2 separate regions of the Homo sapiens genome follow, and region 2 is linked to region 1. Evidence: read pairs that join two places in POLR2A ChIA-PET (ENCODE). Cell type or tissue: B cell. All regions are shown on one strand. Links, peaks and the distances in the headings refer to the core of each region. The heading gives the core; the rest is flanking DNA.

What was found. ChIA-PET counts read pairs that join two places held together with the same protein. Peaks named below come from ENCODE experiments on the same cell type or tissue, not always from the same donor. Only the 100,000 strongest peaks of a DNase experiment are listed, where the experiment ranks them.
Region 2: POLR2A ChIA-PET joins it to region 1 with 6 read pairs; 2 of 35 experiments call an interaction of 5 or more read pairs at or near these places.

What each region holds. Positions count from the first base shown.
Region 1 is chr10:73,951,895-73,963,828 of GRCh38, reverse strand. No RefSeq gene overlaps it. Among named protein-coding and RNA genes, the nearest start is that of C10orf55, 35 kb to the right of the region's middle. RefSeq lists a silencer at 3,644-3,938 and enhancers at 4,714-4,863, 6,414-6,921, 7,109-7,208. In B cell, for the core only: no CTCF peak of the experiment used is centred there; DNase peaks (open chromatin) are centred at 3,798 and 5,148; H3K4me3 peaks cover 1,140 bases; H3K27ac peaks cover 2,500 bases.
Region 2 is chr10:74,885,752-74,897,685 of GRCh38, reverse strand. The region is part of intron 3 of KAT6B (lysine acetyltransferase 6B); the gene reads right to left. Among named protein-coding and RNA genes, the nearest start is that of KAT6B, 65 kb to the right of the region's middle. In B cell, for the core only: no CTCF peak of the experiment used is centred there; no DNase peak of the experiment used is centred there.

The DNA.
Region 1 (11,934 bases), core at 3,617-6,116:
TCTGTCAGGGAGCATAGCTTCTGCTCCCACGAGCATATTTAAGAGTTGCAAGGCTGGACACGATGGCTCACAGTACTCTGGGAGTATTGTGGGAGGCCAAGGTGGGCGGATCACCTGAGGTCGGGAATTCGAAACCAGCCTGGCCAACATGGCGAAACCCCAACTCTACTAAAAATACAAAAATTGGTTGGGCGCAGTGGCTCACACCTGTAATCCCATCACTTTGGGAGGCCGAGGCGGGCGGATCGCCTGAGGTCGGGAATTCCAGACCAGCCTGACCAACATGGAGAAACCCTGTCTCTACTAAAAATACAAAATTAGCAGGGCGTGGTGGCACATGCCTGTAATCCCAGCTACTTGGCAGATCGAGGCAGGAGAATCGCTTGAACCTGGGAGGCGGAGGTTGCAGTGAGCCAAGATCGCACCATTGCACTCCAGCCTGGGCGACAAGAGTGAAACACCATCTCAAAAAAGCAAAACAAAACAAAACAAACAAACAAAAAACAAAAATTAGCCAGGTGTGGTGGCACATGCCTGTAATCCCAGCTACTTGGGAGGCTGAGGCATGAGAATCGCTTGAACCCGGGAGGTGGAGGTTGCAATGAGCCCAAATGGTGTCACTGCACTCCAGCCTGGGCAACAAAGTGAGACTCTGTCTCAAAAAAAAAAAAAAAAAAAAAAAAAAAAAAAGCCGGGCGCGGTGGCTCATGCCTGTAATCCCAGCACTTTGGGAGGCCGAGGCGGGCGGATCACGAGGTCAGGAGATCGAGACCATCCTGGTTAACACGGTGAAACCCCGTCTCTACTAAAAATACAAAAAATTAGCCGGGCGAGGTGGTGGGCGCCTGTAGTCCCAGCTACTTGGGAGGCTGAGGCAGGAGAATGGCGTGAACCCGGGAGGCGGAGCTTGCAGTGAGCCGAGATCACGCCACTGCACTCTGGCCTGGGCGAAAGAGCGAGACTCCGTCTCAAAAAAAAAAAAATAAAAAAAAGCGTTGTGGGTTCTTTTGCCCCTCCAGATGGTGCTGGTGCTGGAGCCAAGTAAAGAACCACTTGCCCCAGTGAGCCTAGAAGACACAGGCATGCCATCACTCAGAGAGCAAAACTGATCCTACTACTGTAGTCCCATTTAAAGCCCTTGGTGCATTTATAATCCTGTCTTTCTCATGGCTGCTGATGAGGAGGGAAGCTTTGGGGACAAAGATGGACACAGGCCAGGTTGTATATGTGTATTCTGGGAGTTGGGGGAGCGAAGTTACTGTAGCAAAACCTGGATTCAATGGCACTTCTGGACCTCACAGGAGCTCCTGTCATCTGGGCCAGCCTAGCTTCAGGGGGATGGAGAACCACCCTTAGCTAATGGAGGGGCTCACTTTAAAGGGCAGTGGCATTTCCCTGCCTGGTCATGAAACCTTAGCTGAGCAAGCAGAGCGAATGCTTGTCACATCAAGGCAGGCCATGACAGAAGCTAGTTAGGGACTCAGGGAAACCCATCTTTCCTTCCCACTTCCCACTAACCAGCACTTCCCTGCCACACACACACAAGCACATACTTTCTCTGGAAAAAAAAAAAGATATCACAAAATGCTAAATTTTGTTATGTGTATTTTACTACAATTTGTAAAAACCAGGTTCAAGGTAGGCTGCAGTGGCTCACGCCTGTAATCACAGCACTTTGGGAGGCCGAGGTGGGCAGACCATGAGGTCAGGAGTTCGAGACCAGCCTGGGCAATGTGGTGAAACCCTGTCTGTACTAAAAAATACAAAAAAATTAGCCAGGCATGGTGGCACACGCCTGTAGTCCCAGCTACTCAGGAGGCTGAGGCAGGAGAATTACTTGAACCCAGGAGGCGGAAGTTGCAGTGAGCTGAGATCATGCCACGGCACTCCAGCCTAGGCGACAGAGCAAGACTCTGTCTCAAAAAAAAAAAAAACTCAAAAAACCAGGTTCAATACCAAACCAGGTTCAACATTCTATTCTCTTTCCTTGTCCCTACATCTATGTATTCCCCAGTTGTTTCTCCAAACACTGTAATACACATTTTTGTATTTGATCCCCTCAACTTGTGGTATAATGAGTAGTTATTGTTAGTTACCAGAACCAGGGACTACTAATTTTTTCTTTTAATTAACTTTTTGTTGGTATAACATATATACAGAAAAGTGCACAAACCATATACAAATTACATAAATATCTATAAATTTGCAAAAGGCAAAACACTCCCGAGTGACTAATACCTAAAGGAAGGAACAGAACATCGCGAGCACCCCAAAAGCCCCCTCTTGACACCTTCTAGTCACTAATCTCCCAAGGGTAATTCTTATCCATGGGTGAACAGCATAGATTAATTTTACCTATTTTTGAACTTGACATAAATGGAACCATCAGTATATGCTCTTCTGTGTCTGATATCTTCCATGTAATATTATGGTTGTGATAGTCATCCATGTGGTTGTGCTTAGTGATACATTATTTATTCCCGTTGCTGTGTAGCACTCCATTGTATGAATTCACCATGATTTATTTATCCATTCTATTGTTGGTGGACATTTGAATTGTTTCTGTTCTTAGCTTTTACATATAGTGCCACTATGAACATTGTTTTTTCGTGTTTTTTTTGGTGACAGAATCCCGCTCTGTCGCCCAGGCTGGAGTGCAGTGGCGCGATCTCGGCTCGGCTCACTGCAAGCCCTGCCTCCTGGGTTCACGCCATTCTCTCGCCTCAGCCTCCTGAGTAGCTGGGACTACAGGCGTCTGCAACCACGCCTGGCTAATTTTTTGTATTTTTAGTAGAGACAGGGTTTCACCATGTTAGCCAGGATGGTCTCGATCTCCTGACCTCGTGATCCACCCGCCTCGGCCTCCCAAAGTGCTTGGATTACAGGCGTGAGCCACCACACCCAGCCAAACATTCGTATAGATGTTTTTATGTATATGAACATGCATTTTTTTAGAAACGTAATTGCTTATCACACCTTTTGCATATGTTCCACTTTGATAGTTGTCAAATGGTTTTCTAAACTGGCAATTTACATTCTCACTAGCCACATGTGAAAGTTCCAGTTGCTCTATGTCCTCACCAATACTGTGTTGTCTGTCTTTTTCATTTTAGCCATTCTGGTGAATGTACAAGGATATCTTATTGTATTTTAACTTGCATTTTCTTGCCAATTAATGAATTGGTGTCTTTTTGTATATTTATTAGCCATTTGGGTATTTTGAGATGTTTTAAAGGGTGTTCTTTCTCCTGGTTATGAAAATAATACATGCTGAGGTGGGTGAATCACTTGAGGTCAGGAGTTTGAGACGAGCCTGGCCCACATGGTGAAACCCTATCTCTACTAAAAAATACAAAAATTAGCCAGGTGTGGTGGCATGCACCTGTAATCCCAGATACCCAGGAGACTGAGGCAGGAGAATCACTGGAACCCGGGAGGTGGAGGTTGCAGGGAGCCCAGATAGTGCCACTGCACTCCAGCCTGGGTGACAGAGTGAGATTCTGTCTCAAACAAACAAACAAACAAAACCATGCTAATTGAAGAAGGTTTGGCAAATACATAGTGGCTTTGTACTATGTCAGTTTAGCTAAACTGAAACTATGTTTTTCAGAATTTCTTTCTCTGTATGGTTCTGGGCTAGGGTTGGCCACAGAAAATTTGCACAAGATTGGAGGGCAGAGGTGAAGCAAACATGCTTATGCTCAGAAGGTCAGTGTAGAGGCAGGTGCCGTTCTAACTTATGGTATCTCAGATCTGCTAGCTCACCCTGTGGCCATGGGATAGACTTGAGCCTACATCTCCTTCAGCTCCCATGACAGATCTTCCTTCAGCATTTTCAGTCCCTGAGTCAGGTCTGTGTTCAGCTTTATGATGAAGGTTCAGCAATTCCTGCAGGTCGCCCACATAATTGAAGTAGGAAGTTTTAGAGGCAGTGAGACATTGATACAGGCTCTATTTCATCCTGTGGGTGCCCTCTGGTTCTTTTGGACTCCCACTGGTCCTTACTGTCCCATACTTCATGTCTACCTGTTATTTCTGACTTCAGTCCCAGCACCAGAAACAGAAGCAACTGTTGTATACAAACTGCTTAACCAGTTCCCACATTGCATAACACCAAAACCCCACAAGAAACATCTTACTCTATGCCGTGCCTGATAATTCTGCTTCTCTAATTAAGCCTTGACCAATAATAGGCATTAAGAAGTAAACCATGGCCAAGCACAGTGACTCACGGCTGGAATCCCAGCACTTTGGGAGACCAAGGCGGGTGGATCGCCTGAGGTCAGGAGTTTGAGACCAGCCTGACCAACATGGTGAAACCCCATCTCTACTAAAAATACAAAAATTAGCCAGGTGTGATGGTACACGCCTGTAGTCCCAGCTACTCAAGAGGCTGAGGCAGGAGAATGGCTTGAACCCAGGAGGCAGAGGCTGCAGTGAGCTGAGATCACACCACTGCACTCCCGTCTGGGGTGACAGAGTCAGGATCCGTCTCAAAAAAAAAGGAAACCAGGCCAGGCACAGTGGCTCACATCTGTAATCCCAGCACTCTGGGAGGCCGAGGAGGGAGGATAACCTGAGCCTATGAGTTCAAGACCAGCCTGGGCAATATAGCAAGACCCTATCTCTACAAAAAGTTAAAAAATTAGCCAGGCATAGTGGCATATGCCTATAGTCCCAGCCACTTGGAAGGCTGAGGTGGAAGGATCACTTGAGCCCAGGAGATCAAGGCTGCAGTGAGCTGTGATCACGCCGCTGCACTCCAGCCTGGACAACAGAGCAAGACCCTGTCTCCCACTCCAAAAAAAGTAAACCAAACTCGCCTGTAATTCTATACCCAGAGAGGACCACTATCGACATCTTAGTGTGATTCTTCCTGCCTGCGGTATTTTAAGTGAAGAGAATGAGCCTGAGACAGGTTAGATGACTGCTCAGCTTTCAACTAGCTGGTGGCAGAGCTGTGCCTTCAGAAGTCTGGTTTCATCTCTGCTCAACTAGCATCACTTCCACTGTGCCTCAGAATCCCTAAGTGACCCTTTACTCCTCTGACCTTCCTGGGAGGCCTTCTTGCTCTGAGCACAAGCTCTGGGGCATGTGAAAGCAGCCATTATCCGTATCTTCCCGAGCTCTGCAGCCACCTGCTTTGACAGCTTCCCCATTTTGTTCTAACCAAACTGCAGGAGTTTCACCTTCCTGTTCCTCTTCAGAAAACAAACAAAAAACTATCTCTTTTTTTTTTTTTTTTTGAGACAGAGTCTCACTCTGTTGCCCAGGCTGAAGGTGCAGTGGCACAATGGCTCACTGCAGCCTCCGTGCCCCACCCCGGGTTCAAGCTAGTCTCCTGCCTCAGCCTCCTGAGTAGCTGGGATTACAGGCGCCCACCGCCACGCTCAGCTAAATTTTGTATTTTTAGTAGAGATGGGGTTTCACCATATTGGCTAGGCTGGTCTCGAACTCCTGACCTCAGGTGATCCACCCACCTTGGCCTCCCAAAGTGCTGGGATTACAGGTATGAGCCACCGCTCCCAGACACAAAAAAAAAGATCTTTACAAGATCTTTTAGGTGGGCGCAGTGGCTCACATCTGTAATCCCAGCATTTTGGGAGGCTGAGATAGGCAAATTGCTTGAGCCCAGGAGTTCAAGACCAGCCTAGGCAACATACGGAGACCCTGTCTCTACAAAACATACAAAAAAAAAATCAGCCAGTGTGTGTGTGTGCCTGTAGTCCCAGCTACTTGGGAGGCTGAGGCAGGAGGATCACCTGAGCCCTAGAGGTTGAGGCTGCAGTGAGCCGTGATGGTGCTACTGCACTCGAGCCTGGCCAATAGAGTAAGAGTGAGATCTTGTCTCAAAAAAACAAAAAGGAAATTAAAAAAAAAAAACTCTAGCCAGCCATGGTGGCTCATGCCTGTAATCCCAGCACTTTGGGAGGCCGAGGTGAGCAGATCACGAGGTCAGGAGTTCGAGACCAGCCTGGCCAACATGGAGAAACCTCGTCTCTACTAAAAATACAAAAATCAGCCAGGCATGGTGGTGTACCTGTAGTCCCAGCTACTGGGGAGGCTGAGGCGGGAGAATCACTTGAACCCGGTAGGTGGAGGTTGCAGTGAGCCAAGATCACACCACTGTACTCCAGCCTGGGCAACAGAGCGAGACTCCGTCTCAGAAAAAAAAAAAAAAAAGAAAAATATATATATATATTTTAAAAGTCATGCCATGTCATCCGCATATCTCCATCTGGAGCACTAACAGAGAAGTGGTGGCCACCAGGGGGCCAGAGAGAGCCCAAAGCCCTCCCCTCCCTACCAAACACAGGTGTCAGAGACATGGTCCTCTAAGTAAGCATTACTATCTCAAGGTTTCTCTTAACATATAAGTACTCCTGAGAGGGGGAACACAAGAAATCCTGAATTCTTCAGAATGAATAATTCAGAAGATGTAGTGATAAGTGATACGGTGTCATCAAAGCTTTGGTAGACAACAGTGAGCAGGGCTTGGCTGGGGAAGAGAAGGCAAAAACAAACTTTGCCTACTTTGCCTATTGTCTGGGAGCCTCTTGGACTCTGGGTTTTACAATAACAAGAGGTAACGGCTTTTCTGCCAAACCTGTGTCCTGGGCCTGGGCTCAGCTCCTCATTTGGAGGTGGAGGAACTAGGAGGGCAGATTTGCTTTCCTGAGAACAGAACCAGAGAGAAGCAATTGGGAATGGAGCGTAATTTAGAAACCAGTGATGGTGAGAAGCAGCTGGTGGCTCACTCCCGGCATGTCAGTCCTGCCTGGCTGGTTTCTTGAAGAGGAACAAGAATGCTGTATTTAAGGTTTCTTGCTTTTCCCCCCCACTTCCAATGGCTGCAGATACTGGCGGCCTCTTTCCTGGTCTGCTCCTGTCACTGCCCTCTGAGTGGAAGGGACGGTTGCCCCACAGATTGGCTGAAGAGCTGGAGCCTCAGGCTGGCAGGGAGGCCACAGCCCAAAGCACAGGGGCACCCAGGGGTAACATTATCCTGCCAAAGCCAAACAAGGAACTGAGTGTTTAGAATAACTTTAAGAAAGTTGTGGGCGTTTTCTCTGTCAGGGAAACCAGAAACCACAGTGAGATAATGGATAGCTATATTCAGGTCACAGATTATCAGCTGCCACTGCTGCTTCCTGTTCAAATTTGATGAAACTTCTTTCTAGTCACTGGAGCCTCCTGGATTCTGCGGGCATGTCAGCATTTAGTGATGTGGGACTCAGAGTTCCACCTAAGGACCTGACATAACCCGGGGGCAGAAACCGTTCTTTTGGGGTGAGGCTTCAGGGGCCAGCTCCTGGTGGAGGAGATGGTAGGTAAGGGGCCAACAGTAAGAATACAGTTTCCCGAACTTTTAGGGTGCTTCAGGCTCTTGGGCTAGGAGATTTTTGTGCATTATCTCATTTGACTCTCAAACCACCCTATGAGAGAGGTACTATTAGGATCCCTTATTTATTTATTTTATTTTATTTTAGAGACAGGGACTTGCTCTGTTGCCCAGACTGGGGTCCAACGAGGCAATCAGGGCTCACTGCAGCCTCCACCTCCTGGGCTTAAGGGATCCTCCCACCCCAGCCTCCTGAGTAGCTAGGACTATAGGCTCATGCCACCACACCTGGCTAATTTAAAAATTTTTTTATTTTGTTGAGACAGGCCTCACTTTGTTGCCCAGGCTGGTCTCAAACTCCTGGCTTTGAGCAATCCTCCCGCCTTGGCCTCCCAAATTGCTGAGATTATAGGTGTGAGCCACCTAGCCTGGCCTGTGATCCTCATTTTATGGGTGAGGAAAGGGGCTCAGAAATGTTGTCAATTGTCCAAGGGTCACAGGGGCAGAACTGGAAACCAAAATCAAAATCAGGATTTTTTTTTTACTTTCTTTCTTTCCCTCTCTTTCTTTCTTCCTTTCTTTCTTTTCTTTCTTTCTCCTCTTCCTCCTCCTCCTTTCTCTCTCACATAGTACTTTATTGAACTATAACTTACATATACCTACTATGTAATATATTAGGCCATGTCCACATAATTGTCCACATAATATGTGGTATACACTTATACCATTATGTCCATGTAGCCACCACCCGGATCAAAATGAGACTATTTCTATCACACTCCAGAGTTCCTTCATGCCCCTTTCCAGCAAATACTCACTCCCCCTAGCCTCCAATGTAACCAATATTCTGACCTCTATTCTCATAGATTAATTTTACCTATTCTCGAACTTCGTGTAAATAGAATCATATTCTTGTCCAGGAGTGATGGCTCACACCTGTAATCCTAACACTTTGGGAAGCCGAGGCAGGCAGATTGCCTGAGGTCAGGAGTTCGAGACCAGCCTGGCCAACATGGTGAAACCCCATCTCTACCAAAAATACAAAAAGTTAGCTGGGCATGGTGGCACACACCTGTAGTGCCAGCTACTCAGGAGGCTAAGGCATGAGAATCACTTGAACCCAGGAGACAGAGGTTGCAGTGAGCTGAGATTGCACCACTGCACTCCAGCCTGGGCAACAGAGCTAGACTCTGTCTCCCAAAAAAAAGAAAAAGAAAAAATAGAATCATATTCTTGTATGTGGTTTCTTCTGTTCCATATAGTATGTCTGTGGATTTTCCCACATTGCTGTACCAGCAGTATGTTCCTTTTTTATGCTGAATTGTATTCCGTTTTATGAATCTACCACCCAATTTATTTATCCATCCTCCTGTTGAATACTTAGATTTTTCTTTCCAGTTTCAGGCTATTTTGAATAACACTGCCATGAACATTCTTATTAGGGGGAAATATGTTTAACTTTATTAAGTACACCAAACAATTTTCCAAAGAGATTGGGCCATTTTATATTCCCAACAGCCCTGTACGAGAGTTCTAGTTGTTCTACATCCTTGTTAACACATGGAATTGTCAGTCTTTTCATTTTAGCCATTAGAGTGAGGGTGAGAAATCAGGTCTTTCTTATTCCAAAGCCTATGCAGCATCATAAAACACTCAATCTGGCTGGGCATGGTGGCTCATGTCCGTAATCCCAGTACTTTGTGAGGCCAAGTGGGGGTGAATCACCTGAGGTCAGGAGTTCAAGACCAGCCTGGCCAACATGGTGAAGCCCTGTCTCTACTAAAAATACCAAAAAAAAAAAAAAAAAAGCCATGCATGGTGGTGCACACCTGCAATCCCCACTGAGGCAGAAGAATCGCTTGAACCTGGGAGGTGAGGTTGCAGTAAGCCAAGATTGCACCACTGCACTCCAGCCTGGGCAACAGAGCGAGACTCTGTCTCAAACAAGTAAATAAGGCTGGACGTAGTGGCTCATGCTTGTAATCCCAACACTTTGGGAGGCTGAGGTGGGTGGATCACCTGAGGTCAGGAGTGACCAGCCCGGCCAACATGGTGAAACCTCGTCTCTATTAAAAATACAAAAATTAATCGGGCGTGGTGGCAGGCGCCTGTAATCCCAGCTACTCAGGAGGCTGAGATAGGAGAAATGCCTGAACCCAGGAGGCGAAGGTTGCAGTGAGCCGAGATCGAGCCACGGCACTGCAGCCTGGGTGACAGAGCAAGACTCTGTCTCAATAAATAAATAAATAAATAAAATAATAAATAAATCACTCAATCTGAGCTCCTGCCACATCCATGACTCCCTGTCCTGAGGAATAACAGGCCTAAATGCCACTTAATCCTGGCAGCAAGGATGGGAAGCAGCTCCCCAGCACGGCAGGATGCCGTGGAAATCCACCTCCTTCATCATTTCTGAAGGGTACCCACCAACTTCAAGGTTGGATGTGTACATGCCATTTTCTGGGAAAGACTCTCAGAAAATGCTCTCTTGTGGCTTTGGATACAAGGGTGCTCCAAGTGTGTGGCCAGTGTGGTCAGAGCCTAGTGGCGTAAGCCTTCTTCTTCTTTCCTAACAGCTTTGAAGTGGTTCAAGCCAGAACATCAGAGGGATCTTGAGGACAGGGCCTGGCCCAGCACTGTGGTTGGAAGCATAAAAACCCTCAAGTTACATTCCAGCTTGGCCTCATCTCCTAACATGACCTTAGGCAAGTCATTTAACCTGTGACTCAGTTTTCTCAACTCTTAAATGGGGCAACAATGCCTGCACTCCATTCCATACAAGGTCTCTCAAAGGCTCCTTACTGTTTCTAGAGTGTCTGTTTCTCAGCTCATCTTCCCCCCATGTCCACTGTGCTTCTGCCTCATTGACCAACTGAATGTTCATGAAAAGGATGTCCTCTTTCACTCCTCTGTATTGTTATAAAAGGTACTTTATGCAAGATGGTCTCTTTTTTCTGCAATGCCCTTTCTCACCCAGTCCAACTGGCAAACTCCTCCTCATTCCTCAAAACTCAGCTTAAGCAGCACCTCCTCTGTGAAGCCTTCCCTGGTCATCCCTGGACCCTCCTGGCAGATGGATGACCCCATAGTATTTGGTATTATACATCCTCACAAACTACATTATTTTCTTGTGAGTCTTCCCACCAGACTATGAGCTTAAGAAGAAGCACCATCTCAGGCACATAGCAGATGCTCAATGAACATTTATTGAAGCATGAGTGAATATTAAATAAAAAGAAATATGGAAATAGTCAAAAAGGAAAATTAAACCATCATTATTGTCTCTGATAATTAAAGAAATGTATACATATTGTAGGGCCGGGCGTGGTAGCTCACACTTGTAATCCCAGCATTTTGGGAGGCCAAGATGGGCGGATCACTTGAGGCTAGGAGTTCGAGACCAGCCTGGCTAGTATGGTGAAACACTATTTCTGCTAAAAACACAAAAATTAGCCAGGCGTGATGTGGCGTGCCTGTAGTATCAGCTACTTGGGAGGCTGAGGCAGGTGAATTGCTCGAACACGGGAGGTGGAGGTTGCAGTGAGCCAAGCCAAGATCCTGCCACTGTACTCCAGCCTGAGCAATAGAGTGAAACTCTATCTCAAAAAAAAGTGTGTGTGTGTGTATGTGTGTGTGTGTATATATATATATGTATATATATATATACACACACACATATTTTTCCCCAAAATAAAAATATGTATACATTTTTCCCATAACTGGGGTTATACTGTTCTGAATCTATTTTTTTATTATATCATAAACATCTTTTCAAAAATAAATTGAGGTCTGGCATGGTGGATTATTCCTATAATCCCAGTACTTTGGGAGGCCAAGGCAGGAAGATTGCTTGAGATCAGGTATTCTAGACTAGCCTGGGCAACATAGCAAGACCCCGTCTCTACAAAAATAAAAAAATTAGCTGGGCATGGTGGTGCATGCCTGTAATTCTAACTACTTGGGAGGCTGAGAAAGGAGGATTGCTTGAGCCCAAGAATTCAAGGCTGCAGTGAGCTCTGATTGCACCACTGCACTCCAGCCTGGGTGACAGAGCAAGACCCTGTCTCAAAATAAAATAAAATATGACCAGCCTGGGCAACACAACAAAACCCCATCTTTACTAAAAATATAAAAATTAACAGCATGTGGTGGCATGTGCCTGTAGTCCCAGCTACTTGGGGGACTGAGGCAGGAACATTGCTTGAACCTGGGAGGTAGAGGCTGCAGTGAGCCGAGATGGTGCCACTGCACTCCAGCCTGGGCAACAGAGGGAGACCCTGTCTCAAAAAGAAAAATAAAATAAAAAGTTGAAAGAACAGGTCCAAAACTTGGTAAATAGGTTGGAGTGAAAAACTTAAGGACTGAATTTTCTTTTCAATTCACCATTCTGAGAAACCTAAAAAAAAATCCCCTTATTTATTTATTAATTCATTCACTCATTTATTCTTTTTAATTACAGAGGTTATGCCTGTGTACTGTGACAAATTCAAATACCACAGAAATGTGTAAATAAAAAAGTAGATGTCTCTCATATATGCATATGCGTGTGTGTGTGTGTATATTTTATATATATATATATATATACATACATA
Region 2 (11,934 bases), core at 3,549-6,048, 930 kb before region 1:
GTATCTATTGGATGAAGTTCACTGCTAAGACACAGAATAGATGCTGGCCCCATCTTTTATATTCTGTAGGATGCAAACTACATGCCTTGCTAGGGGGTAACATAAAAAAGAAAGTCACCTGGTAGTGGTGACTTACTGAATTTTCTCTGCCCGTAAAGTTTAATGCAGGTAAAATGACTTAATTAACTAATGGGGCTGAGGGATAAGGGTTGTGCCTACCACTGTGGCCCCCACAGTGGAGAGGGCACTTTTGCCACCGCTCTAGGTCCAGCAGTGTGCATTCTTCCCCAGGCAGAAAACAGGTACTCTAGGTGCACAATCAGATTACTTCTGGGACAGACACTTCTTGTCATGTTAGAGTGGGGAGCGGGGGAGAGGAAGAGGTGGTGCACGCCAGGATTTGCGTCTGTGCCAGGGCTTGTTTCAAGGCTGGAGAAGGATGCAGTGAAACCAGAAGAAGGTTAGGCTCAGGATTATAATAAAAACTTTCAAATACTTACAAAAAGGGCTCTCTGAAATCTTAAACCATTAAATTTAAACACTGGCAGTTAATAAAACACAAAGCTATTTGTTTAACAGAAAATAGAATCCCAGTATGGCATAATCTTATACCATACACAAATTCACACTTGAACAATATAATCAAGTAGAGTAAACCATATTAAATGTAAAGTCAATAAATTCTTTCTTTGATTGTTGACCCCACACACACACCAAAGAAAAGACTATAAGGGATTTAACAGAAGGAAATTAATCATCATAATACTTTGGTTCAATGCTGATCTAGGGTGAGATAATTTGGGCATTAGTACAGTTTACGTGAAATAAGATTTAAAGCAGCACATTTAAAACAAGCAGAATTCATTAAACAACCTCTCAAAAGGATCATTTCCTCTAATTATTGCTTTTATAACAGAAGACAAAGGCAACCCAATGTAAGTTCATAAAATCTACAATTAGCTGCCAAAATCTTAGCAGATAAAATTAGAAGAGAAAGCATATTTGGAAGCACAATTGGTAAAAAGTTCTGTTATCTTATTTCTAAAAAGGCATTTGCTCTTTCTTTCTACCCATAATCGTTTAAAGTACACAAATAGGCCGGGTGTTGTGGCTCATGCCTGTAATCCCAGCACTTTGGGAGGCCAAGGCAGGTGGATCACTTGAGGTCAGGAGTTTGAGACCAGCCTGGCCAAAATAGTGAAACCCCATCTCTACTAAAAATACAAAAATTAGCTGGGCGTGGTGGCGTGTCCTGTAGTCCCGGCTACTCAGAGGCTAAGGCAGGAGAATAGCTTGAACCCAGGAGGCGGGGGTTGCAGTGAGCCGAGATCCCGTGCCACTGTACTCCAGCCTGGGTGATGGAGTAAGACCACCATCTCAAAAATAAATAAATAAATAAAAAACTAAAGTACACAAATATTATGGACTAGATATTATGGTAGGCCCATGACAAAGAGGAATAAAAAGGCAAAGCTAAGCTAGGTGATCTAGCAGCATATGGTCCTGGAGAGAGGGGGTTTATAAAAGTCCTCACAATACTTTCAGACAAGTGTGCTAACCTGGGCTGTACCTAAGAGGCTATAGGAGAGAAAAGCAGCTGACTGGCTGACTGGAACATTTTCACATCTGGGCTGAGTCTTTAAAGGAAAAGAAAAAGAAGGAGTCTGAAAAACAAGGTTAAACAAGAGGGAAAGGTACATATCCCATATTTCAGGCAAAAAAAAACAACAACAACAACAACAACAAAAAAGCAGTGTGTGGAATGGTACAGAGCTAGAATATTTTTAGGGAATCTTTGGACATAGGAAGGGGATAAGAGGAAGTCATGCTGGGGAAGGTAAAGCTGGAAAGATTGATAGGAACAAGATTAAGGGCCAGGCATGGTGGCTCATGCCTATAATCCCAGCACTCGAATCCCAAGAGTTCGAGACCAGCCTGGCCAACACGGTGAAACTTCATCTTTATTAAAAATACAAAAATTAGCTAGGCATGGTAGCTCACACCTGTAGTCCCAGCTACGCAGGTGGCTGGGGCACGAGAATCGCTTGAACCCGGGAAGTGAAGGTTGTAGTGAGCTGAGATTGCACCACTGCACTCCAGGCTGCCTGGGCCAGAAAGACTCTGCCTCAAAAAAATAAGGAATAAGATTAAGAAGAAGAGCGTTTTGGTGAAACTATGGAATTAATTCAAGCTTTTTATGCCTTACTCATAGGGCCTATTGGGAAGATATTTAAGACCTGATCAAAATCTGTCATATTATTTCCTAAACTTTTCAGTATTACACAATTAATGTTTTAACCATAATAATAATAATAATAATAATATGATTAAAGGGCAAAGTGAAAAGGCAACTTATGAATGGGAGAAAATATTTTCAACCAAATATCTGATAAGGCATTAATACCCGGAATATATAAATAACTCCTACAAATCAAAAAAACAACAAACTAATGCAATTAAAAAATGGGCAAAGCACTTCAAAAGACATTTCTCCAAAGAAGATATACAAATGGGCAAGAAGCATATAAAAAGATGTTCAACATCACTAATCATTAGAGAAATGCAAATCAAAACCATAATGAAATATCACCTCAGACCCATTAAAATGGCAAAAAAAAAAAAACCAAGTGTTGATAAGGATATGAAGCAATGGTAATCTCTGTGCACTGCTGGTGGGAATGTAAAATGGCGTAGCTGCTATAAAGAACAGTTTGGCGGCTCCTCAAAGAATTAAAAACAGAATGATGATCCAGCAATCCCCTTCTGGGTATATAGCCAAAAGGATCTCAAAGAGATTTTTGCTTACCCATGTTCACTGCAGTAGTGTTCACAGGAGCCGAAAGGTAGAAGTACCCTAAATGTTCACCAACAGACAACTAGATAAAGCAAATGTGGTCTATCCATACAATGGAATATTATTCATCCTTAAAAAGAAGGAAATCTTGTCACATGCTACAACATGGATGAACCTTGAGGACATTAAGCTAAGTGAAATAAACCAGTAAGAAAAAAACAAATACTGCATTATTCCACTGATGTGAGTTATCGAAAGTAATCAAACTCTTAGCAACAAAAAGTAGAATGGTGGTTGGTAGAGGCTGGCAGAAGCAGGGAATCAGGAATTGCTTCCTGGGTACAGAGTTTCGGTTTTACAAGATAAAAAAACTCTAAAGATCTGTTGCACTAACTGTTGCATACAGTTAACACTACCATACTACACACTTAAAAATGGCAAAGATGGTAAATTTAATGTTATGTGGTTTTTTTAAACCATAATCAACAAACAAACCAAAAATAACAACATGGCCGAGCACGGTGGCTCATGCCTATAATCCTAGCACTTGGGGAGGCCGAGGTGGGTGGATCACTTGAGGTCAGGAGTTCGAGACCAGCCTGGTGAACATGGTGAAACCCCGTCTCTACTAAAAGTACGAAAATTAGCTGGGCGTGGTGGCTCATGCCTATAGTTCCAGCTACTTGGGAGGCTGAGGCAGGAGAATGGCTTGAACCCGGCAAGCGAAGTTGCAGCGAGCCGAGATCGTGCCATTGCACTCCAGCCTGGGCGACAGAGGGAGACTCCGTCTCAAGGGAAAAAAGAGAGAAAAATATGATTAAAGGCTGCAAAGTTTCAGGCTAATTCATAAGGGGTCCCTCATGCCAATATGGGGACGTGACCTTTATTATTAGCTGTATGTTACATCAACAAATTTAGTGTTCAAGCTAGTAAAATTTCAAATTTCTCAGCCAACACAGTAATTGCTGGCAAGTTGTATGCTTGAAACCTGCAGAGTATAAATAAGGGAAAGTGTGCTAAATTCTAAAATCCACTCCAGTCTACTGGGGTTGAGATTGTTGATTGATTTTGTCATCATGGAAAGCTATTTCAGGATTTAGTAACATTAAAACCACTAATTTTGGCTGGGCGTGGTGGCTCATGCCTATAATCCCAGCACTTTGGGAGGCTGAGGTGGGCAGATCACCTGAGATCGGGAGTTCAAGACTAGCCTGGCCAATATGGTGAAACCCCATCTCTATTAAAAATACAAAAATTAGCTGGGCGTGGTGGTGCATGCCTGTAATCCCAGCTACTCGGGAGGCTGAGCCAGGAGAATCGCTTGAACCCCAGAGATGGAGGTTGCAGTGAGCTGAGATTGCGTCATCACACTCCAGCCTAGGCAACAAGAACGAAACTCTGTCTTTAAAAAAAAACAAAAAACAAAAAAAAAAACCCACTGATTTCTAGACAGTGTTTTAAAAAGAAAATATTATCTTAAATAAAGCCAAACTTTCAGTTATTAAAAAGTCTATTTAGTCTAAATCCAAATTCATTTTATCCAATGTCAAGCTTTTCCCCTAAGAACAGCAGTGAGGAAAAAGAGAGGGGTCCAAGGAATGAAAGGCGGCAAGTGTGAGGAAAGGGAAAGGTCTGCCCACTTTTCTGTGGTCCAGTCCTGCAGCCTGTAAAATATCTTCCACCATTTGCAGGAGTCCACATGCCAGCTCTCTCTAGTGAGACCCCTTTGCTGGGACCTCCATGCTGCCTGATGCAGGCAACGGGTGCCCTTTGACTCAGCTCTCAGTCTCCTCTCAGCTCCTGCCTCTGTGGTTCACCCACAACCTCTTTCTGCTGCGGGCCTAGCCCTGGCAGGCAGCCTTCGCAGGCAGGACAAGTCTTTCAAAAAGACTCAGGCCAGCTGTCCTCCATGTAGACCACCAGGCCCACAGGAAATGTCAAGCGTTTTTGCTGTCCTCTCTCCATACACTGTCCCCAGGGGCAGCTCCAGCCACATGGGGGGCTTTCAGATGAGAGGAAGATACTTGCCTCTGTATTCACAGACATCCCCAAACTCCAGGAAAGCCACACCACACTCACTCAAGAACGCTTTCTCAGGAGTCCATTCTAATCCCACAGCAGCACCTGGCTGGTACCTCTGTGCAGCTCAATGAGATGTCAATCTACCCTCTTGAATTCAACCGTAATCTCTGAGTTATTCTCTTGAGGCCTTTCTCTAATGACTAGGGGAGGACAGAAAGAGGAGAAACCCCCACCTCCCCCAGGCAAGAGCTCCCTACCCCTAAGAGTTCCTTGCAAGCAACTGACTTATACTCTTCTCTTACACAGGTTGGTTATGCTATGGGGGGTATAATAGCTGCTATGTGCACAAAAGGTGGTTAGAGGTATCAGTGCGAAATGTACAAAAGTAAAGGCTAAGTCCACCTATAGTAACACTGATGTGTGCAACCAGGACTATCCAGGAAGAAAATCTTGATAATTTTAGTAACTCTAGTGCCACTACTAACTGTCGCTGCCTTTATAGGAGACAGGGTCTCTCTTTGTCCCCCAGGCTGCAGTGCAGTGGGGCAAATATAGCTCATTGCAACCCCAAACTTCTAGGCTCAAAGGATCTTCCCACCACAGCCTCCCAAGTAGCTGGGACTACAGGTGCACACCACCATGCCTGGCTAATTTGTTTACTTTGTGTAGAGACTGGGTCTTGCTTTTTTGCCCAGGCTGGTCTCGAACTCCTGGGCTCAAGTGATCCTCCTTCCTTGTCCTCCCAAAGTGCTGGGATTACAGGCGTGAGCCACCACACTCAGCCTGTCCCTGCATTTTCTAACACTGTTCAGATTCAAACTCCAGGTGGAAGCAGTCAACAGGCTAAGCCTAAGAAGCATGTCCACCCCTGCAGTTCCTAGGAGGCAAGAACAGAAAATGCCCATTTGAACTCTGCTGGCTTCCACAGCAGAAGGTAGAACCTACCAGGACTCATTATTGGGCAACCTATAGTGGACAGCAGATGTCCATTACAGACATTCCCTATCTGCTTCCTTAAAGAACTGAGAATATCTGTCAAAACAACACTGGTAATGATAAACAATGTTAATTCTGCCAGTCCACGTTACATGCCAATATTGTTCCAACTAAAAAATAATTTATAAAAGCATAGCTCTGATCACTACCACAATCTGCCATCATCAGTCAGAGTCAACAAAAAAATAAAAGCTCCCAGAAGGGCTAAAATCCTTAATGCAAGGCTGATAACAAAGATGGCAGGAGATTATTTAATTTTTTAATGTCAGATCATGTTAACTGCCATGCTTAAATTTGCAAATTGTTGCTTGTTAAAATATCCATTTACTAAAATGATAAATAATACATGTTGTGACACATTAGTGAAACTGTTATTTTTTAAAGCATCACAGACACAGATGAATTACCATTTCGGTGCAAACCCTTGTACCATTTAAGGAAAAACAAGAGGATCTGTTAAGTTACATCGTGGCAGAAAACTCAAGAGTTGCCACCACATTTCCCTACCCCAAAATGACCCTCCACATTTCAGATTCTTAAGGTCTTCTCAGCAAGGCATGTGCAGAGCCAAAACCAGAGCCCAGAAAGTTGACTGAAGGCTTCCTGCCAAAGGCAGCCCTTGCAGTAGCAGCACCAGCTAACATCAAGGTCGAGCTGGCAATGGAAAGGTGGCCAGGTTTAAAAGAAATGCTGTCAGGAATTGCCAGGAATAAAGAAGCCATTCCAAATTGCACTATAGCAAAGGTAACAAGGATCACAGCTTTCCCCAATGTTCATCCATTTCATCCCCCACTAATCTTGCTCAGTAATTTTCATGTTCAATTTTACCTCTTATTCATATAGAGCTCAGCTCTTTGCTTTTATTGAATGGGAATACATACTAGAATTTCCTTTGAAAGAGAAATGGTTATTTGCAAATGCTGGAAGGCAGAGAGTAAAAACAAAGTTTGTAACACAAATATAATTTTGAAATTCAACCATTTATATGCCAAAAAAAAACCCAAACTGTGTTCTATTTACCTTTAACTCAAGATTTGAACATATATCATAAAATCCTTAGAAAACAAAGTGACTGTATTTTAAAAATCAAACCAATGATGGTACAAAAAAAAATTGGTAACCAAAAGATTAAATGTAAAACATGAGTTCACTGACTCAAGGTCAAATTTCTAAACTTGGCATTCTCAGCTCTTCATGGTCCGGCCCTAGCCTACCTTTTTCTATTTTACTTCCTACTGCTTCCCTTTAATAGACGTGTACTCCGAGAAAACTGTACTACTCAGCTCCTCACATTCTCCTGTGTGTATTTTTGTTTGTTTGTTTGTTTGTTTTGAGACGGAGTCTTGCTCTGTCACTCAGGCTGGAGTGCAGTGGCCCGGCTAATTTTTTATATTATTAGTACGGACGGGATTTTGCATTGTTGGCCAGGCTGGTCTCAAACTCCTAGCCTCAAGCAATCTGCCTGCCTCAGCCTCCCAAAGTAATGGGATTACAAGTGTGAGCCACCACACCCGGCCTCCTGTGTGCATTTGTAAATGGTGGGCTCACCTCCCTTTTCTTCTGAATATCTCCTTAAAAATTACATGTCCAGGCCAGATCACTTGAGGTCAGGAGTTCAAGACTAGCCTGGGCAACATGGCGAAACCCCATCTCTACTAAAAATACAAAATGAGCCAGGCAGCTGGCATGTGCCTGTAGTCCCAGCTACTGGGGAGGCTGAGGCAGGAGAATCACTTGAACTCAGGAGGCAGAGGTTGTGGTGAGCCAAGACTACACCACTGCACTCCAGCCTGGGTGACAGAGTGAGACTCTGTCTTAAAAAAAAAAAAAAAATTACATGTCCAAATTCTCCCTTTCCTACAGTGACCAGCTCAAATGGCATCTTGGCCAAGTGTCCTCTCCTTCCTCTGCCTCCCACAGTCCTGGCAATGAGCTATACTCCATACACCTTATCCCTTCTTGAAGAGTCATCTTTGGTCAAAAAGTCACTACTAAACTGTGAGTTCATCTTCACAACACAGCTTTTACTTATGGGGAGACACTCACACTATGCCCTGTTTACACAGGATCCAAGCAGAGCCTGCCTCCAACCTATGGCAGGTCATCTCCTGCCTGCCTTGTGTAAATTCCTCAGATTTAAAAGCCCATTTATTCCTTTGGCTCTTTCCCACTAGGGCTTAGCTCTCTCCCAAAACAATGAATTTTCCTTTCAATGACATTGGATAAGGCTCCTTGATTTGATCTATTTTCTGCCTCCCATCCACTGAGCCTTGCTCCAGGGTATGCCCAGTCCAGTATAAAAAGCCTGGCACCACCTTGTGGGGAGAGAATTTCAACCTCTTTACACAGATGCAAAGGTCCCCATGAGGCAACTGGCCCTGAATTCTGGAGTTCGGCTCCTCCCTTCTCTTGGACCTCAGTTCTCAATTCTCTCCCACTGAATCTTCACAGCTACTTAACTTCTTAATGAAGCTGAACGCTCTATCAACCATCCAGGCCTTAAAGTTCTCAAAGCTGAATATCAAGCATAATCACCCAAGTAGAGAAATGGATCAGACATCAGAGACATCCAGGCAACCTTATCTTGTCTAAAATTATATCTTGTCTAAAAAATATAAATATGTATTTTTAAAATTTTTCGTTACACAATAATGGAATATAATTTCACTGTAAAAAAAATTTGACAACATAGATGACACAGACAAAGTCTCCACTGACACTTCCTCAATCTCGTCCCATGTCTGTCTTAGAGTCCTTTATCCACGTATTTACATATCATCCTTCATCAAATCTAAGATCTTATCACTTGTAATGTGCACTATGCTTCACCAAGAGTTTAAATTAGTAAACTATGTCACCAATTGTTAGATACGCTGATTTCAGAAATGTTAAAAAATCTGAAAAGCATGTTTTAGAATTTACAAATACATATAAATTTTGAGGTTTACAAATATAAATGTAATAATTTTATATTTTTTCTCACTAAAAACGTATCTGAGAGAGCCTCCCACATCAGCTGCATAAAGATCTATACCACACTCTTACACACTTTTTAGGTATCGCATTCTATATGCTGGCTGTACCACTGTACATTTAATCATTCCAATATTTCACCATTCCAGTGCTGGAATGAGCATGTGTTCAGGTGTATTTCACTAGACACAAAATTACCAAATTAAAAGTATGTGATTTTATTTTCAAAGATACAGCCAAACTACCTTCTCCAAAAAGGTCTGAACAATTTATATGCTCAGAATATGAAAGTACACCCATTTTTTCTCATTGCCGCCAAAGAATATTATTCTCTTTAATTTCTGCCAATCTGATGGGATAAAATCATATCTAGTTGCTTTAATGTGTAATTCACTAATTATTAATGAAGTTAAGCATCTCTTTGTATTTATTGGCCATTTGTTCCCTTTCTGTCAATGCCTTTTTATATCTTTTGCCCATTTATTCTAGTGTTTTCTTATTAATATGCAGAAGCTTCTTTATATACTCTGTATTTATCCTTTGTGTATTGCACATGGTCTATTTTCTCCTAGTCTGTTATTTGTTTTTTAATTATATTTGTGATTTTGTCTTTGGTGATACAGACATTACAATCTTTTAATGGTCAAATTTATTCATCACTTCCCAGCTATACCCAAGATTACTTACATGTACGTAATACTTTCTTCTAACAAGAAACCCATTCTTTGCAAACTCCACTGGGTTCTGGCCTGGCAGTGCTTGAAGGGATATGAGATACACTCCTACAACCCACACATTGGAGAATTTCCATACAGCTATCCTGACCCCACCTCTGAAAGAGGCAGGTGTCAGTCAGTGCTCTGCCAGCCTGTGGGCACTATTTCAGGAAGGACCAGCCAGTTCTCTTTTTTTTTCCAGACAGGATCTCACTCTGTCAACCAGGCTGGGCTGCAGTGGCACAATCATAGCTTACTGCAGTCTCAATCTCCCCAAAGTGCCTCAGCCCAAAGCACTGGAATTATAGGCGCATGCCCCACACCAAACTACCTTTTTTTTTTTTGAGGTGGGGTCTTGCTATGTTGCCCAGGCTGGTCTCAAACTCCTAGGCTCAAGCAATCCTCCTGGCTTAGCCTCCCAAAGTCTTGAGATTATGGGCAGGAGCCACTGCACTTGGCACTAGTTTCCTTTCTTAACATCAAAGCCAGAAGCCTAACCCATTCCAGGCTAAATGTGCCAGCCTGGTCAGCCTGACATCATGGCTCAAAACCAGAGACCAGGCTGGGCATGGTGGCTCACACTTGTAATCTCAGCACTTTGGGAGGCTGAGGCAGGTGGATCACCTGAGGTCAGGAGTTCAGGACCAGCCTGGCCAACATGGTAAAACCCCATCTCTACTAAAAATACAAAAATTAGCTGGGCATGGTGGCATGTGCCTGTAATCTCAGCTACTCAGGAGGCTGAGGCAGAATTGCTTGAACCCAGGAGGCAGAGGTTGCAGTGAGCCAAGATTGCGCCACTACACTCCAGCCTGAGCAACAGAGCAAGACTCCATCTCAAAAACAAAAAACAGAGACGAAAGCCCTGCCACACAGAGAGGCAAGCATCCCACTATCCATGGCTCAGTCCCTGGGCCAGGAGTGTCTGGACACCCTATGGAAAGACTGTCACCCCACCCCTCTCTCCTGTAGTCTCAGATGTAACATACTGCCTGCAGAACTGCATCCCTGACCTGGTAGAAACCAACCCCAGGGCATTGGGTAACTCTGATGACTAGATCCTGGTCTGACATGCCCAAATGCCAAGGTGTAGTCCCTGCGAGACAGTCCCCTGTCCCCAGAGAGACGGTGGAGAAAGGCTGGCTCTTCTCCCTTCACACCTGCACTATGAGATCAGGTCTTTGATTCCTCTGCATTCTGCTCCCCACTGCTGACATGGTCTCCCTTACAAGATATGCCATAACCTACTGCCCAGCCTGTCCAAACCTCACGTATCAGGCCCTCAGGACTCACCCAACTACCAGAAAGAGGGCCCAGGACAGTTAGGTTCCGAGTTCCCTGACTCCAAGCAGGGTGAAGTGAGCTCTGGTTCCTGGGTCAGTGTAATACACTGGGTTATGGATGGGTCAGAGGTTGGTGGGAACACATACCTTCCCTCTCTGCGATACATGAATTATTTAGTCAAGAACATAGCACTTAATGGGCAGGTAAGGTGGAAGTACAGAGTAGGAGCAGATGCAGCCTATGTTTCTGTGGCTTGTCCTTTGCCCCTGGGTTTCCACCTAAGAGCATCAGCCAACTATAACACCAAGCTCAGGTGGGGTCCTCCCAGATGTGGGGCACGGGGGAGCGGAGAGGAAGCTGAATCTTTGCTGTGGCTTTTAAATACTCTGGCTTATCTACTCATCACTATACTTACGTTTAAAGGAATATTTATATACATTAGATACTCCTGGTTGGTGAGTCAAACTCGGCATTTTCAAGAATTCCTCCTCACCTGGGATGCAGGTGGGGGTGAAGAAGGCTCTGTGTCCAGGTGTCCCTGCCTCCAGCTTCCCAATCTTTGGAAAGTCCATCTCCCAGAACTGTGATGGCCTGAGAGGCCTGCTCCAACACACATGAAACTCAGCAGAACATCGCAGGGCATACCTGGGAAAATTCCAATCCCACCTCAACCTTCTCTCAGACAAAATTAATCTTGCCTGTCAGAGCCAAATGTAACCTAATGTTCCCCTGATGTAAACAGCTCCCCCTTCTCCTGTTACAGCCCCAACCATCGTGCTTGCACAAACTGAAATCCTACTGTTTACAGCCTGATGATAACCCAGTTGGCATTCTGTGCTCTAAGCTACTCCCTTAGAAAGAGCTTCCCCTGGCCGGGCGCAGTGGCTCACACCTGTAATCCCAGGACATTGGGAGGCCAAGGTGGGAGGATCACAAGGTCAAGAGATCAAGACCATCCTGGCCAACATGGTGAAACCCTGTCTCCACTAAAAATACAAAAAATTAGCTGGATGTGGTGGCGTGCACCTGTAGTCCCAGCTACTCGGGAGGCTGAGGCAGTAGAATCGCTTGAACCTGGGAGGCAGAGGTTGCAGTGAGCTGAGATCGTGCCACTGCACTCCAGCCTGGTGACAGAGCAAGACTCCATCT